Linked DNA regions of Homo sapiens: all the other regions are linked to region 1. The links are chromatin loops, found by intact Hi-C in ENCODE. Cell type or tissue: endothelial cell of umbilical vein. All regions are shown on one strand.

The links. Hi-C counts contacts between places; a loop is a spot of excess contacts. Peaks named below come from ENCODE experiments on the same cell type or tissue, not always from the same donor. Only the 100,000 strongest peaks of a DNase experiment are listed, where the experiment ranks them.
Region 2: it touches region 1 in a loop (4-fold over the local background); 8 of 110 quality-filtered maps call a loop at or near these places.
Region 3: it touches region 1 in a loop (8-fold over the local background); 15 of 110 quality-filtered maps call a loop at or near these places.

Annotation. Positions count from the first base shown.
Region 1 is chr10:95,840,813-95,843,312 of GRCh38, forward strand. It overlaps ENTPD1 (ectonucleoside triphosphate diphosphohydrolase 1), which reads left to right. Exons shown (of 10, transcript NM_001776.6): 4 at 1,532-1,682. The region is part of intron 4 of ENTPD1-AS1 (ENTPD1 antisense RNA 1); the gene reads right to left. Among named protein-coding and RNA genes, the nearest start is that of CC2D2B, 66 kb to the right of the region's middle. RefSeq lists an enhancer at 1,097-1,236. In endothelial cell of umbilical vein, a CTCF peak has its summit at 1,306 (motif pointing left); a DNase peak (open chromatin) is centred at 1,059; H3K27ac peaks cover 600 bases.
Region 2 is chr10:95,373,344-95,375,843 of GRCh38, forward strand. The region is part of intron 19 of SORBS1 (sorbin and SH3 domain containing 1); the gene reads right to left. Among named protein-coding and RNA genes, the nearest start is that of PDLIM1, 84 kb to the left of the region's middle. In endothelial cell of umbilical vein, a CTCF peak has its summit at 1,456 (motif pointing right); a DNase peak (open chromatin) is centred at 1,498.
Region 3 is chr10:95,761,284-95,763,783 of GRCh38, forward strand. All of the region lies in intron 1 of ENTPD1 (ectonucleoside triphosphate diphosphohydrolase 1), which reads left to right. All of the region lies in intron 5 of ENTPD1-AS1 (ENTPD1 antisense RNA 1), which reads right to left. Among named protein-coding and RNA genes, the nearest start is that of ENTPD1, 6.4 kb to the left of the region's middle. In endothelial cell of umbilical vein, no CTCF peak of the experiment used is centred here; a DNase peak (open chromatin) is centred at 988; H3K27ac peaks cover 782 bases.

The DNA.
Region 1 (2,500 bases):
TGAGCTGGGAACCCACTGTTTATTTTTAGTCAGACTGATAGCCTAGATCCTAGAAGATAATTGATTTTCAGTTTGACAGCCTGTGGAATCCACTAATTTTCACAGGTCGTCAAGAAAGTAGTAGAGAGGAGATATTTCCAAGAGAGCAAGTCATTCTACCCAGTAGCCCCATCAATACTGACACTTTGGCCCCATCTGAGACAGTACTTCTGGCCTTTCTTAAAGCCCAAATCCCTCATTTTATTGGCTTTTATTTGACACACTGCCTTCCATTTTTAAAAGTTATTTTAATGGCCAAGCACGGTGGCTCATGCCTGTAATCCCAGCACTTTGGGAGGCTGAGGTGGGCGGATCACAAGGTCAGGAGATGGAGACCATCCTGGCTAACACGGTGAAACCCTGTATCTACTAAAAATACAAAAAAATTAGCTAGGCATGGTGGTGCGTGCCTGTAGTCCCAGCTACTAGGGTGGCTGAGGCAGGAGAATCACTTGAACCCGGGAGGCGGAGGTTGCAGTTAGCCGAGATCGCGCCACTACACTCCAGCCTGGGCGACAGAGCAAGACTCCGTCTCAAAAAAAAAAATCTAGCAGATGTCCTTCTTCTGAGACTTATCCCATGAGCGTTTGGCCTAACAATGAAGGATTCTTCCCTCTCAAAAGAGAGAGTTCTCTAGTTAATCAAATATTTAACACCAAATTTTCTGAATCAAAACAATTAGCTGGTAACTTAGAGCTGATTTTCTCATGGTTATTAGGCTGTTTGAAAACCTGTGAATGATCTGGATAACTTATTTGAATAATTATCCTTAAAGCAATTACTCTGCTATGAAGCACTGATAGTGTAGATATTTATCTTAATGTGAGATGAAAGTGTTGTTATAACTTCAAAAAGCTTAAGGAATCTTGGCTCTAATCCTCCATAGCAACAGTCGGTTTTGCTCTAAAACTGGAAAAACAGTTTTGCTAGGGAGGCAGGATATCGGAGTGGAAAAGTCACTGAAGAGACATAGATTCTGTTCCTCTTTCTTGTAACAGGAAGCAACTCCACCTCAGAAACTTTAAGGTGCTGGCCAGGATCAGATAACTAGTTAGTGGCAGCTTCCATCTTTTTAGTAAAAGCCAATTTGTCTGACGCTTAATTTTTATTCCAAGTGTTATCTTTAGGTCTTTTAGGAACTAGTGTCATTAATTACAGTGTTCTGGAGGAAATATCAAAAAGCAGCTAACAGAGTAGCTATCTATAATATCCCCATTAAAGTCTGAGAATGTTATGCAATTGAATATGAAATTGCGCCATCCAGTGGCAGAATTATTGAACACTGAACAGACCCAACTTAAAGTCTGGAAATTAAATCCTCTCAAGGCTAGGTCCAGTGAATTACCCTCTAAGTACAATAACCTAATGTATAGTACATCAGGAAATTGTTTTCTTGTATTTTTTTCAAAACACCATATTTTGATCTACTATTGTCAAGGTATGTTTTATAATTTTTTTTTAAAAGATTGTTATCTTCTACATTTTTTCCTAGGTCCTGGAATCTCAAAATTTGTTCAGAAAGTAAATGAAATAGGCATTTACCTGACTGATTGCATGGAAAGAGCTAGGGAAGTGATTCCAAGGTCCCAGCACCAAGAGACACCCGTTTACCTGGGAGCCACGGCAGGCATGCGGTTGCTCAGGTATAGCAGCATGTAGGGACCAAGAGTATCTGGGAGTTAGGCTTGGCAGTGAAAGAGCCTCTGAAGTTATGGGAAAGGGCCACACTCCCTAATACCCCAAGTTCTACACACCCAAGTCCATACTTAAGAAAGGATATTTTAGTAAGTGAATAAAATGTTCAAACTCTTAGTATATATAGGGGTAGGATTTTATGTATGTTAAAAAAAAAAGCCCCCTTGTGCATCTCCCTATGGGGGATTCAAAGGGGAAGGGGCACAGGGAGAGAAAGACTGGGCCCGTATACTCTGGGGTTTGGGGCTACAGATTTAACTATTCAATATCTGGGAGGAAGAGGATAAGAGGAGACTCATAGACATCCCAGGTCATAAATATTCACAACTAGCACATCTTTATATCACTTGATACCTGTGTGAATTATTTGTTCACTTGTTCATTCATTCAGCATATAGTGCCTGCTCTATCCAGAATATGAAAACTCAACCCTCAAGGAAATCAGTTTCAATGCAGGGTGATCAGTGTTTTAATAGAGGAGTGCTCAGAGCTGCTATGGGAGCACATTTGGCCCTGCCCAGGGTGAGAGGAGGTCAGGAAGACTTAGAGGAAGGGATGCCTGAACTGAATCATGAAAAATGAGTTGGAGGATCGGGGAACAGCTTTATCAGCAGAACAGACAGCATGCATTCAGTAACTGATGTTTATTCAGCACCTATTATATGTCAGGCACTGTTCTAAGTACTGAGGATACAACAGTGAACAGGACAAAGTCTCTGACTTCATGGAGCTTGTGTTCTACCGGATGTGCAAAGGTAGGGAAGTG
Region 2 (2,500 bases), 470 kb before region 1:
TGCAATAAACAGGGCAGTGTTTACAAATTAAACTGGTTTTAAATAATCTGTCCAAAAATGGTCCCTGGAGTCTTGAACTATTTGCTATTCTAACAACTTGTTGGAGCTAAAAAGGTATCTTTTTAGTCAGGATCTTGCTGAAATTTCAGTTCATTTTGGGTGGCTAAAGCGAAGGGGTGGAGGAAGCAAGGAGTTCAGGGTAAATGTCTAGTGTCAAAGTTCTGGCAGGCTTTACTGGGGAAAGTGGTCCCCAGTTGGTGTGAGAAAAAAAAAAAGTAGAAATGCTGATTCCCATGATCTGGTAGGATTTTGATTCTGCTTCTGAATGGCTGAAAAGCTTTCCAAAACAGCTTCCATGGTTTATGCCACTTTTATTTATGTCTCTTACTCTTTTGTGGCAGAGTGGTTGCAGTAGGAAGTGAAGAAAAAATTTATCCTTACCACACCTTCCTCCCAAACCCTGTTAGTTCAACTAGGTAATAAGCCCACCATTAGGATGCCTCAGACCATAAGGAGCTGTTCATTTCAGGACTGTTCCTCAGGATATGGGCATTGATTTAGTTAATTTGGCAAGTCTTCACAAGTATTATCTTTTAAAGTAAGACCTACACAAAAAGAAGCAGTCTCATTAGAAGAACTCTGAGGCCTGTGCAAAGAATGCATGTGGCTTCAGAGAAAATGCTACTTTGAAAAAGCATCTCTGAGTCTTTAAATAATTAAGAGGTTGTTAGAGCAATGGGGTGGGGAGACAAGCTAGAGGAAAGCCCCAGTATACAACTGGACTGTGTTCTCAACATTTGTTTGAAGTTAGCTGTGTGGTACCTGGAGTGAAGTTTTTGGCAGCAATACTGTTAATTTATCAAGCTATGCATGGAGACTATTTAAATGTATGCTGGTATTAAAATACTATATATTATCCTCAAAAATTATTTGTAATGATAGATTTAGTAAAACAATCACAACTAATTAGGGAAAAAATTCCACCATTTTTCCTGAAAGCTAATATTTTAGATAAAACTAATTTAGTTGTTTGGCAGATGAGATGGGCAGAAATGTGTGGATTCTGAAACAGACTTGAAAAATCAACGGCATGGACTCTATTAAACATAACTTAATAGCTTTTGCTTTCCTTGACTAAAGTATGGCATTATTGTTTCATATACCAATCATGGTCTGTTTTGGGGGTGGGGAGACAACTACACACAGCAAAAGCTTTTTTCGGTGACATAATTGACCAGGTTTTAAGAAAAGGAGAAAAGAGAAAGGGTTAGGATACTGTTAAATACTGCACGTGGAAAAGATTGCCTGAGGTAGATTTAACTGATGTCTGAATGGTGAACAGCAGAGGCGAAAAAAAGAAAGGAGAGAAAGGAGAAGAAATGAGGTGTGCACCAATGCTTTGGGGAGGGGAGAAGGAGGGTGCAGACTTTGGGTCAGATGCGTCCCTCTCCACTGGTCACTAGGTGGCGCTGTTCATCCAGGACAGCTCAGCTGCTATCGGGAGACAGTGTCTAGGAGGGACCAGAAGAGAGGAACAAGCAGGCTGTTTGCAAGTCTGGTGCTCTTAACTCAGAAGATGCCTGAACTTTCAAAGCTCAGCACTGCCAAATCAAAGAGCAATTCCTAAGCACCAACTTAATTTCTCTTTGTCTTTGTTTTAATAAAAAATTTTAAAACATTTTATTTACTCAACTATAAAATACATTCCTGTCTGCAAATAAAACTATCATCCCAGACCACAGAAACTCAAAAGCTGGATCCAATGCATAAAGTCTCATACAATCATTGAATAAAATGTGTTTATACACTTAACTCCTCTACCTGTAAATTCTTTTTGCAGCTGTAATAATTAAGACTTTAAAATAACTAGAGTTTTAAAGTCAGTTTCGTTATCTCTAGAGGAAGGATGAGCTCAATTCTCCCTTCTATTTTATATTCCTTTGGGTGCAAGGCTAAGAAAATCCTCCTTTAAGTGCCAAAAGTCAATTTGTACCAAAGCCAATTCAGAGATATCATGGGGCAACTGTAGGCTGAATACTAAAGATGCTAGAATTCCTTACTCCCATTTCAAACTTTGGGAAATATCCTACATCATAGAAATCATTCCCTAAAAGTCACCTATAATGGGGTTGCATTTGTGGGTCACATCTGCACAAAGAGGTCCTTGTTGGCCTGCTCTGGGACTTCATTTACATATGTGCTTTTAAAAATGCTATTTAAAGCAGAGACAATGCTGGTCTTCTCAGTGTGTAACACATTTTCAGCTTGTCTTTCACAGACCATAAAGACTTTGGTCAAGGAAGTGAAAACAATGGCTGAAATAATGCCATCCGCAAGGCATGTGGTACTTGTTGTTAGTGGGGGGAGGTCTAAGACAAGCAATGATTATTTGTGTTTCTCTGGGATATTCCAGCAAGATATACTTCCAGAGCTCACTATCCTTTCTCAGTGAAGTAAGGCAAAAGAAAGCTCAGAGGTTGTAGTGAGAAGAGACAATCCC
Region 3 (2,500 bases), 80 kb before region 1:
TCTGAAGCAGTGCTTCTCAAACTTTAGCATGAGTATGTATCATTAGAGAACTTGTTAAAAATGCAGATTCTGATCCAATAGCTCTGAAGTAGGTCTACATTTCTAACAAGTTCCCAGGCGATGATAATGCTGCCCCTCCACAGACCACACTTTGACTGGCAATGTGGCAGGGTCATCGCATGCCTTAGTCTCAGGGCTTATTTTGGTACTAAATGACCAAGCTCTTCCCACCCTCTACTCCCTCACCAAGCTGCCACTTCTAGTCACTGGTCAGGTGTCATTGCAGGATGATGGGAAGCCTAATTCATTTATTCATTCAGCAAATATATGCCCTAGAACAGGAAATTGAGGCTCCCAATTTGCCAAATCCTAGAAACTGGAATCTTCAGCACACAAAAACTACTGTTACACAAAAAGGCCTTGTGTTAGATTTCCTGCATGTCTCCACCTTTTCTCCATGGCTCCAAGCTTCCCTAAACTTCCCTTATTCTCTGCCTTCAACTTGAGAAGTACTGGAGCAGAATGTGTGGCTGCCTGCAGAATCTTGTGCTGGGTGTTGGAGTCCCAGGGAGCTAGAGGTAGCAGGGACTCAGGGCTCTGAGACTGGCAACAGTGTGCCTGAGGCATTGTCTACGCTCTGCAGAAGAAAGGTGGGAATAATTCTAGGAGCAAAGCAAGGAAAGTGGGTGCAGAGAGAACCGATGGAATTTCTTTAGGCTTGAAAACTTGAGGGGGTTGTGAAGAGAAAATAAGTTGTTGGAGAAAAAAATCCAGAGTAGAGGTTGTCTAACATGTATGAAACATGCTGTTTTTGTTAGATCATCAAAGTGACTTTAGAGACCGACAGTGGCAGTACATGCCCTGTTACACAAAGAGGTGTTTCCTTCCATAACCACTGCTTGGTTTAAAAAAATTTAAAAAGAAGCAAAAAAAAAAAAAAAAAAGAAGTGTTTCCTTTTGATTCATAGGAAGGATGTAAAGCATTGCTTTATGTCCGTGAGGATACAAGTAACATAGCACATGCCCATTAAAGAAAACATGATACTATAGATTACAGTAGGGAAGAAAAACAATCACTTGTAATATTTTGGTGCCATTTCCTGGCAGTTTTTTTTTTTTTTTTTTACTATGCCTGGGTTGTTTCTCTCATTTGGCATTCACTTGAATAGGACCTTGAAAAGTTATGAGATGGCACCATGATCATTAGGCTATATATGCAGTTTTAAAGCCTGGTTTTACTGTAGCAGTGAAGCACATGTATTTTCCATTTTATAGCGTGGTCTTTGTTAGCGTAATTTTTATAGTCACATAGTTTATTTAACAGTTCTCCTGTTATTGAATATTGAGGATGTTTCCATTTCCAATAAATGTCTTTGTGCAGGAAGTTTTTTCCATATGTAGGATTGCACTCTGAGGACAGGATCCCAGAAATAGACTTACTAGATTGAAACTTGTTAATGTTTTTTAAAGTTCTTGATTACTGTTGCCAGGTTGCATTCCCAAAGGTTGGGCCCTTCATGCTCTCAAAAGCAGTTCCTGTTTTGTGGCATCCCTGACAGCTTTGGTGTTTTTGTTTTTAAATAATTTTATCAATTTTTAGATTGTTTTAGTTTGTATTTCTTAATTACAGTAAATTTGACATTTTTCACGATATACTTCTTTTGTATACTTTTTACATCCTTTTCCTGTTTATTATAATACTTATTTGGATTTGATGTTTTTAATCAACTTATGTGCATGCTTTATCATATAAAAGTATTCAAGTTTTCCTGCCATACTTATAATAGTTTTTCTGTATTTATTTATTTATTTATTTATTTTTGTTATGACGGGGTTTCACCATGTTGCCCAGGCTGGTCTCAAACTCCTGGACTCAAGTGATCTGCCTGCCTAGGCCTCCCAAAATGCTGGGATTACAGGTGTGAGCCACCACACCCGGCCTCTGATAGTTTTTCTGAATCTGTTCTTACTGTGAATAGATCCAACACATTTTTATATGTGGTGTCATCGTTTTCTAAATAGTTTGACATCACATTTTTATTCTCTGTAGCCCAGAATATTACTTCTAAAAGATTGTAAATGATTTTTATTTTTGTTTGCCATTATAATTAATTTTTCATTTTTTCCATGATGGTTAGAGAATATGGCTTTATAATTTCTGAGGTTTCCTTGTAACTAAGCATATGATGGGTTTGTGTAAATCTATGAACACTTGTGAAGAAGCTGTATGTTTTTAGGATATAAAATTGGATATTTATTAATCAATCCAGTCTTTTCAATTATATGGTAATTTATCTCCAACCATAATATTCTCTGATGGGTAGAGAGGAGCTTAGTCCTACCAACACCTTGATTTCAGTCCAGTGAAACTGATTTCAGCCTTCAGACTTCCAGAACTGTAAGAGAATAAATGTGTCTTGTTTTAAACCACTGAGTTTTTTTATGGTAATTTGTTATAGCAGGCAAAGAAAACGAATACGGTAAGTGTTTAATGAAAGGA